2 separate regions of the Homo sapiens genome follow, and region 1 is linked to region 2. The links are chromatin contacts, found by Hi-C or POLR2A ChIA-PET in ENCODE. All regions are on one chromosome and are shown on one strand. The core of a region is the stretch at or near the end of the contact, and the rest is flanking DNA. Distances in the headings are between cores, read along the strand shown.

Region 1 (5,044 bases), core at 2,231-4,730, 2.2 Mb after region 2:
ACCATAGGCAACATAGTGAGAACCCTATCTCTAAAAATAAATTTAAAAGTAAAACAATAATGAAACTACAGAATAAACAGTCTTTTCTCTAGAACAGCAATGCTTAAATATAATTCAAAACAGCATCAACCATGAACATATAAAACTGAATGCAAAAGTCACATAAAATTTTAAATTATAAGATTAGAATTCAAAGAAATTTTACTCTTCTAAAGCATTAATTCAGGCTTTGTTTCCAAATATCACAGGAATATTCATTTACCTTTGCTATTAAAGATATTCCAGTGGAAAAATTGGCGAAGCTCCAACCTGTGGTGACTTAGGTTATTTTCACAGTAATAAGAAAGTCTAACTCAGCAACCATTTACTGTGAATTTGTTTTTCTCTTATAGTCCCTGTGAGACTTTATGGGATAGGATGTTTTACTCTTCTTTATACCTTCCTGTGGTAGGCTGAACACTGGCCCTCAAAGATACAAAGGTCTTAATTCCTGGAATCTATGACTGTTTCATTATATGACAAAAGGGACTTTACAAAGTATGTTGAGATGGAGAGAGTATCCTTGTTTATCTGGGGGGGTCCTTAATATAATCACAAATGTCCTCATAAGAGAGGCAGAGGGAGATGTGACTACAGATGAGAAAGTGGTATGATGATAGCATGATGTCCTGTGCAGAAAAGAGCCACAAGCCAAGGAAGACAGGCAGCCACTACAAGCTGAAAAAGGTAAGGAAATGGATTTTCTTCTCACAGCCTCCAGAAGGAATTGGGCCTGCAACACTTTGACTTTAGTCCAGTGAAACTGATTTCATACTTCTGACCTCCAGAACTAAAAGACAATAAATGAGGCTGAGCATGGTGGCTCATGCCAGTAATGCCAGAACTTTGGGAGGCCAAGGTGGGAGGACTGCTTGAGCCCAGGAGTTTGAGACCCACCTGGGCAACATAGCGAGACCTCATCTCTACCAAAAAAAAAAAAAAAAAAAAGGAAGAGGTGACTCTCTTGAGTACATCTGCACTCCCCTTTCTTAAGTGTGTACTTTTCACCAAAGGAAAAAAAAAAAAGAAAGAAACAAAGGCAGAAAGAATAAATGTGTGTTATTCGAAGTCACTAAATCTGTTGTAATTTGTTACAGTAGCTATATGAACAAAATACACCCTTTTGACAGTTTGGCGATAATCTGTACATAATCTGCCCTAAAATATTGAACAGAATTAACATAAAGACCATTCCAGTTCAGATTTATCAAAATTCTCTTGTATTTTCTACCAAGTAAATGAAAATATCTTAAACACATGGAAATCACTGAAAATGTAGTTCTTTAAAGCACATAGGGAAAAAGTAAAAAAGCAGTAGCATCTTCAGTCGTATTTGCAGCTCATAGTGTCAGTTGCAGAAAAAGTAGTCATGACTTTAGTACAAAAGTACAACTCAAAAACTTCACGGGTTTGGCACAGTGGCTCGTGTGTAATCCCTGCCACTTGGGAGGCTGAGGCAGGAGGATCACTTGAGCTCAGAAGTTCGAGGCTGCAGTGAGCTAAGACTGTGCCACCGCACTCCCGTCTGGAAAAACACCCTGTATTTACAAAGTGAGAGAAAAGAACCCAAAAAGTAGTTACATGGGCTTGATCTTACTTTTGCTTTACAATAGCTACAACAATCTAAGGTAAGAATACAAACCAGGTAAGTAACATAGCTGCATTCACAGGAAAGTATTCCTGAATACTGAACAAGGAGATAAGCAGTCCATAGACGTTTCAGAGGATTTCTCACTTAAATGGTACTTGACTGCAAGTTACCACTGTTTTACTCGGCCATAGGTTGCAGTGCAGTCCAGGCTCCACAAGAAAGAATTTGAAAAGCAGAAACAGTCACGTGGCTTTCATCGGTAACATATTTTGTATCTATTAAATTATTTAATCCTCAGAACTCTAAGTAGTCAAGTTTGGTATTTATTTCAATTATACAGGTGAAAAAGCTGATGCTGACTTGTCCAGTCAAAGGTCAGTAACTGGTGCCTACTGCGATGTCTTTCCTCTAGATCATTTTACCTTGGTAACAATCGATTAATTCACTTCTAGGTGTGTTTTATTGACTTTTTTTTTTCTCTTTTTTGAGACGTTGTCTCACTCTGTCGCCCAGGCTGGAGTACAGTAGCACGATCTTGGCTCACTGCAACCTCTGCCTCCCGGGTTCAAGCGATTCTCCTGCCTCAGCCTCCCGAGTAGCTGGGACTACAGGCGCCCGCCACATTTTTGCATTCGTAGTAGAGACGGGGGTTTCACCATGTTGACCAGGCTGGTCTCGAACTCCTGACCTCGTGATCCGCCCGCCTCGGCCTCCCAAAGTGCTGGGATTACTGGCGTGAGCCACCGCGCCCAGGCTTTTATTGACTTTAAATAATTTCAAATTAATAAAGAAAACGGCCGGGCACGGTGGCTCACGCCTGTAATCCCAGCACTTTGGGAGGCAGAGGCGAGTGGATCACCTGAAGTCAGGAGTTCGAGACCGGCCTGACCAGTATGGTGAAATCCCGTCTCTACTAAAAATACAAAAATTAGCCGGGCGTGGTGCCAGGCGCCTATAATCCCGGCTACTCGGGAGGCTGAGGCTGGAGAATCGCTTGAACCCGGGGGGCGGAGGTTGCAGTAAGCCGAGATCGCCCCACTGCACTCCAGCCTGCGCGACAGCCTGAGACTCCATCTCAAAAAAAAAAAAAAAAAAGAAAAAGAAAAAGAAAAACAAAAAAGAAAACAGGAGCAACATTTTACAAATTATACCATCTTTTAATTTTACATCCATGGAAGCTGAATGCCACAATTTGTCAGAGACAAGCTAAAGAAAACACAAGAATGAGTAATGTCTAACACTGCTTCGCGTGAAAATGAGAACACTCACAGTACCTACCTCTTTAGATAGCCATGTGGTTTAAATGATATAATAGACCAGTTGCTGGTATCATACCACATCCCATACTACGGGTCGTCTCTTCCCAAGTGAAAATCTGCTTTCTGGCCTACAAAAGGATTATACTAAACCCTTTTAGTGGTGGGGAGAGTATCCGTGGAGAGGAAAGAGCAGGAGGAAACAGGTCTTTCCCTGAAAATGAGCAAGGGCGTTTGGCTTTTATTGAAAAACGCCCCAGAGGAAGTACTGGGAACTGCACCGGCAACAGCAGCCTGACCCGCAGAAGTTTCTTTGGCCAGGGCCAGCACAGGTTTGACCTGGTGGCTCCGACGGCGGAGCGAGACTGCCAACACGTGCACACTCCGTCCAGACCTCCCACTTCCCTCCGCGCTCCCGCGATAGCTGTCCAGCAACTCTAGCTTTCTAGACTCAACCACGGCGTCGCCGCTCGTCGAGAGGGCTGCCCATCCCGGGGACCCGCCCAGCCTGGCCCAGCAAAATGTACCTTAGTAGCCTCAACCTGTACCGGAGAAAACGCAGGCTGCGCGGCGGCTTAGAGCGGTCAAGTGGAACCCCGCCTCGACCTCTCTGATTGGGTAATGCGCACAAGAAAATCAAGAGGATTGGTCGGCTGCAGAGAGGCGGCCCGTAACGCGACGCGAAAGAAGTGGGGCATAGCGGCCCGGGGAATTCTTGCTAGCTTCCGATTGGACGAAAGCAGAACGCCTGCCCCTTCGTAGACCCAGCGTACGTACAACGCTCACACCACCACGCCGTACGCTGCGTTAGCGGAAGTTTAATGGCCCCATTGGTGGGATGCGTGGCCAATAAAGGGCAAGAATAAGGCGGATTCCGCCTTCCTCGTGGCTGACTGGATGCATCCGCTGGTACTGATTTACGTGAGTTTCAGCATTTAGACGTTCCGAGTTTCCACCGAGCCAGAGTTGGGTAGAGAGTTATTAAGATGACTAGGAGACTAATGCGGGGAGAAATAATTTAGTAGTTAGACTCAGGCCCTGAAACTACCACTCGTGTTCAGAAAGTCTACGTAATACCTTATTGTTTTCACGCGAAGAAACCAGCCCTTCAGGCCGGGCTGAATGTGGTTTAGGGATTCTCTGGCTGTCATTGGGTGAAAAAGCGATCAGTTTGAAGGTAGCTCCGCCTGGGCTCTAGGGAACTCTGGGATTTGTAGTCCGGAACTTTCGAGTCCTGTAGCTTTAAATGTGGTTGTTGCTACTGAGTTCTTTCATGTTGTTAATAACACCCATTGACATTTATTGTGGTTTGTTGGACTTTTTATCCTTTCGTTTATCAGCAGCATTAAAGACAACATTTAAGAAATGTGTAAACACTGCATGTATGTTCGTAAACAATAAATGTTAGTGTTTCCAACAATTTACTGCTGTGCCTAGCTGTATACTATATGTTCATGCTTACTGTACTAAGTAGATACTAAAATTATTTGTTTCTAAAACTTTTGCTGTTACAACAAAACAGTCTGATTTTCATATTAGTGTCCATTTACGATTATTTGAACCCTACATTTAGCAATTATGTGTACTGTGATGGCATAGGTAGCAGCTGCTTACATGAATCAAGTGTTGTTATGACATGAAGCAGAACTGGCTGCTATCTTCACAGGAAAATAGGGCTATGCTTAAAATGTCAAGCAAGACCACCATCAGGAGGAATACACATTGTATATTATTAAAGACTGTATTATAGTGTCTATTTTCAGCCTTTATTAAAACAGTTTTAGGACAGGCTTTTCCTGAGTCTATAGAATCCTGAACTCTTCTGTGAGCTAATTTAGCGGTATTTCATTTTTGTGTCTAGCAAAAGTAAAACCATTAATAAATACCAAAAACTTGCTGAGTAGACTTTTCGCTTTCGAAAAATTTTAATATTTTTTTCCTATTTTACATGTAATACAAACTTTCGACTGTAGAAGAAAAAAACATGATTTCGGATGTATGTAATACTTCTACACTTCTAGATTAAAATTAAGTACACTTTACAGAATTAAAGCTAAGCAAAAACTGCGTTCATTACTGATGCTTGTAATTATTGCATTTTTGTTTAAAATATCGAATTATTTTTGTCATTTTTGTATCTTATTTCTAAATGATTAGA
Region 2 (4,832 bases), core at 1,579-4,078:
GATTAGGGTGATTTTATTTGAATTTTCTTTATTTTCTTCTCAATTTTCTATCTATTTACTTTGTAATTACATTTGAACTATGGATATGTAATTAGTTTTATAAATAGAAAAATCAAAGCTTTATAAAGGAAAATATAGCATCAGCAGACCTGATTGTCCTACTTAACTCTTCCACAAACTGTTTTAACTATGGGCAAGGTACTTCACTTCTTTGCCCTTTGCTTCTGTAAAATGGTTGGGTGAAACGAATCTTGGCAGTTTGTTCCAGCTCTTCTAAAGTTCCATTTTAAATTTTACCAGGAGACAAAAATGGTTCCTATTATGTTCACTCTTGAAGCATTTATTAACCCTCACAATTGGCCAGGCACTGTGCTTGGTGCTATTAAAGATATCTCACTTAGTATCTGGGCTCTGCCTTCAAGGGTTTCCGGTCCCCCATGGAAAAGAAGACCAAGTGCACAGATCCATCCCAGCCCTACACAATGATACTGGAAAGCTGTATGTGGACCAGAAATGCCAAAGGAGGTTCCATCAGGAAGAGGGGACTTGTGCTCTGACTCTGCTGTACCCCTGATCATATGTTACCACTTATTTATGCTTTAAAGAACATCCTGGCCTGGATGTTTCACAGTGTGTTAAACTGCAAGGTAGATTTCCTCTTTGTTTCCCTGGTCTACTGTATATATGCCAGTAAGCCTTGTCAGGTTTCATTATGAGAGATGGCTATAATGCATCCAGATTACTAGGAAAACACTTGGTCTTTGAAAAGAGCTGTGTGTCCCTCTAGGTTTGAAATGCAAAGTCCTAAGGCTTTGTTATATTCAGGACATATTTCACCTTCCCAAAGACTAGTCTCAGCTCAGACAGGATGTATCTTGCCTGTGGGCTTGACACAGGGGTTGCTGGGTGATTGAATTAACCTCTGACATCTTCTGGGCTGTGCAAAATGATAAGTTCAAAAAAAAAATGCAGCCATTAGACTCCTTCTCATTGTTTCTTCCTTGAAGCCTTTGTAATCTTTCTTAATGTGGTTAAATTCAAGTTATTTCCAGTTCAGACATGGTGCAATCAGATTTCCTCATGCGGGTGCTTTTCCACTGTGACCTCTTTGACGTCAGTAACTGTTTCCTGTTTATTTGAACTCCCTGCTCACCCTGTAGATGACTTTGTCTGAGAAAAATAATAAAGCAACGGTACTTAGGAGAAGTTCAACACTGCTATCTGTTACGGAGATTTCCTTCTCCTTTCCCCCAGCCGTCAATAGCACTCTGCAGCTTTTCATACAGCATGAGCTTGTTATTCATGTAGAAATACTCCAAGGCAGTTCTTAGAACTTGGGTAAGTAAGAATAGATGTGGCTCCCAGCTTAACATTGCCTTAAAGCAATAGCTACATTTTTCATAACTTTTACGTGTTATGTCTATCTTTGAATTATTTCCAAAAGGTAATCTGCATCCTCACTATAATTCTGAGTATGGTGGCTATTTCCTACTGCCTTGGTTTCTGGAATGATACATCTTCAAATGCAGTCTTTAAATCATAGAGACAACAGATTTTTTCTTTAAATGGAGACAAATCTTTGCAATCTGGTTCTGAGATTGAATCAACTTTATAGAAAGGAAGAATAACTGCTATAAAAAGTCTCGCTTACAGTAATATGTTTTTAGTACATAAGGAGGGCATTTGTTTTGCAATAATAATTATTATAAAGCCCCTAAAATAGAAAATATGAATTACCAGTCAGTGTTAGAAAACTTATCAGAACTGAAACCTTTGTTAGTATGTTTTGGTTATCAAATCTAGTTTTGTAACCCCTTGCTTAGCAAGCATTTCCCAGAAAGAAAAGTCCTTACCCGGTCAAGGCCATTACCATATAGCATCGGGAAACATCCCTGTGTCCCAACAGCTGGGCTAGGACTCCTTCCACCTCCTTCGACCCTCTATACCCTTGTCCCACACTGAGGGTTGGGGGAGCTGCTGCAGTTGCTGTTTCGGCTGCTGTTTCATTCCTGTCCACTTGTGAGTGTGTGTGTACCTCCGCCAGTCTTGGAGGTCTGTGAAGGAGGCCTCGAGACCCAGTGCATGCAGCTCACTGCCACGTGTGCCACAGCCACAGCCAAGGGGCCTTCCTATGCCTCATGCATCAGGCCCTTTGGAGCCCTGGGAGCAGACGGCCATGGCGGCTGAAGCTGCAGTGGATGCACTCATGATGATGAGGATAATAATAGTTGCTAACATTTCTTGAGCATTTCACTTATGGTATGCCAGACACTATTCAAAGCCCTTAGCTTAAATCATTTAATCCTCACAAACCTGTGAGTTGGGTTGTCTTATTATCCCCATTTTGCAGAAGTGAGTTTTGTGAGAGAGAAGCTAAATACAGCACAGCAGGAGTTGCTCTTGGACCTCAAGCATCCTGGCCCAGAGCCCAGGTGTCGCCACTGCCCTGGGCTTCCTCTTAGTCATACCAGGGACTTGGGCACTGGGCACAAAATCTCCTCTTTATATAATGTAGTGGTACCAATAGCTTCTATTGATTGAGATTCTTTTCTGGGCTTGGCACTGTATGAGGCACTTGGCTTCTGGTTTAATCTTTACATGATCACTGTAGTTATAGATGTTATTATCCCAGATTTATAAATAAATAAGGAAACTTCTTACCCCTTAAAAATGGGTGTGTGTGCCATGCATGGTTGCTCACGCCTGTAATCCCAGCACTTTGGGAGGCCGAGGTAGGATTGCTTGAGCCTAGGAGTTCAAGACCAGCCTGTGCAACACAAAGATACCCAGTCTATACAAAAAATTAGCCAGATGTGGTGGCACAAACCTGTGGTCCCAGCCGCACAGGAGGCTGAGGTTGGAAGGATCACTTAAGCCCAGAAGTTCAGCGCTGCAGTGAGCCATGATCCTGCCACTGCCCTCCAGCCTGGGTGACAGAGCAAGACCCTGTCTCAAAAAGAAAAACAAAAATTGTGTGTATTTTAGCTGAAATTCTCCTGGTAGCAGAAAATTTACTTCAGGTAGTAAGAAAACTTTCTTAAGGCTATGCAAAAAAAAGAACTAAAAATAAAGATTCAGAGGTACAACGGATGTCTCATGCAACCCAAGGGCAGGAGTTGGCCAGCTCTCTCGGCTGATCTGAAACCAGAAAGACATGAGGAACCCTGGCAGTTTTGCTCTTGGCTCACTCACCCTCCCTGATCTCTTGTCTCTGCCTCACTCTATGTTTCTGCTTCATTCTTCTCCTTCACCCACCCACCTGTCCATCCACCCACCCAGTCTTTCTCCACTCTCTTATACCCAGGCATTTCCCACGTTTACACTGCAAAAGCAGTTTCCGTTTCCTAACTCATGTTTCCTCAGTTCCTGCACACAGCCTAGACTAAATTAAAAGCTTTTTACCTCAGTTTCAGTTTTCTGGAAAAGAGACTCTGAGCAGGTGCAGCTTGATCTAACTGGCTGTGCACAGATGCTGAGCGTTTACCCATGCGGCCAGGCTGGAGCATGGGTAAATGCTGAGGAAGGGATCACCATGAGCTGAGCAGATGCCTCCAAAGATGTTTGCCCCAGTGACCTTACAGGATCTTGCCCTGCCTGGTCCATGCTCGCTCTCCAGTCACTTTCCTTAGTTAGTATCATCTTGTCACTGGTACCATCCTGGCATAGCACTTTCATCCACCCGGATGTTATGTCTCTTGTTCATACAAATTGCCCATCAGCTTTAACTCCTATCGAACAGCCCTTAATGAGGGGGCCTTAGGGAATGCACCTTACTTATACTGACAGCCATTATTCGGGGGATATTTTTAGCCCCTTGGGCCTGGGGAAGGAATAGTTCTGAACTGATAGCCAGGGCAGAGAGTGGACCCAGACTGCAGCAGGTCAGTGGCATCAGAGCAAGTGACGACAGGAATTCTATTATCACCAGGCAGCAGCTCCTCTGCCTCCCACACCTGTAACTCACACCAGGTGTGGGACAAAGGGATTTCTGAGTTGCTTTCACTCCCACCGGTGTTCATCACCCCATGTTAATGACTTGTACTTGTGGTTGGCTGAATCAGGGACAAAAGAGAGGAGCAGGGACAAAGGGCTTAGCCACTTGGCTTTAGAAGTGATGTTAAACCGGTCTCCTGGCCTTGAGATTTCCTACCACACAGGTCAGGGCAGACTTCACCTGACAGAAGCCAAAAGCCTCAGGTAAAGCTGTACAGATGTGCAGGCTCAGTTTCTAGGAAAATGGACTTTAGAAAAACCAAAATGGTTCTATGCACAGGTTTAAATACAGAAACAGTCATCTTTGCCATCTCTGTCTAGAGTGGGATTTGGGAAACCCCTCTCTGCCATAGGAGTGACTCACTACAACCATAATCCATCTTCCAGTACTTCCCTAAATGCAGGATTTCCAAAAAATGCTTCACCTAGTTGCTTCACAATTGAATTTGTGAAGCATGATTTGGTGTTTGTTGAGTCATCAGTGATACTAATTCTTAAATAGCACAGACTGAGAGTAGAGCTGTAGGTGAGAGGTTATCTTTTGCCTCCTTTTAGAGCTTCAAATACAGGTCTTTGCTTTGTAAAGGGCATTCACTAAATATGAGAAGTTTTACTCCTTTGGAATTAATTTTGCTGGAGTGATTTGCTTTTGTAGCTGATGTTGTTTTATTCTATGTGGCAAGTTCCAACATTACTGGAGTCTTTTTCAAGCCAAGCACCATAGCTGCACCTGTTTTACCCCAGGCACTGGGCTTATAATTCTAGTAGAGACTGGTAGTGAGTGATCATGTTTATTAATGGCAGCAGAGACCCTGCACTTCTCATTTGTGGGTGACCTG

The links. Hi-C counts contacts between places; a loop is a spot of excess contacts on that map. ChIA-PET counts read pairs that join two places held with the same protein, here RNA polymerase II (POLR2A). Pooled maps may share reads with other maps.
Region 1: a map of CD4-positive, alpha-beta memory T cell shows a loop between it and region 2 (7-fold over the local background). The contact joins the promoter of WDR89 here to the enhancer-like site in region 2. A Hi-C loop is called at or near these places in 1 of 168 maps with a recorded cell type or tissue (CD4-positive, alpha-beta memory T cell) and 5 of 50 pooled maps. POLR2A ChIA-PET finds 5 or more read pairs at or near these places in 1 of 52 experiments (activated CD4-positive, alpha-beta T cell).

The regions. Positions count from the first base shown.
Region 1 is chr14:63,638,391-63,643,434 of GRCh38, forward strand. It overlaps WDR89 (WD repeat domain 89), which reads right to left and starts at 3,481. Exons shown (of 3, transcript NM_080666.4): 1 at 3,414-3,481. LOC105370532 (a long non-coding RNA gene) reads left to right here and starts at 3,671. Exons shown (of 3, transcript XR_001750790.3): 1 at 3,671-3,807. RefSeq lists enhancers at 3,069-3,728, 3,283-3,382, 3,793-4,062.
Region 2 is chr14:61,475,908-61,480,739 of GRCh38, forward strand. The region is part of intron 9 of PRKCH (protein kinase C eta); the gene reads left to right. Among named protein-coding and RNA genes, the nearest start is that of PRKCH-AS2, 67 kb to the right of the region's middle. RefSeq lists enhancers at 821-920, 1,031-1,110, 1,744-1,803, 2,881-3,050, 3,648-3,817 and a cis regulatory region at 2,966. Within about 2 kb of position 2,829, at least 37 of the 41 ENCODE cell types and tissues checked have a DNase peak (open chromatin) inside an H3K27ac peak, as active enhancers do.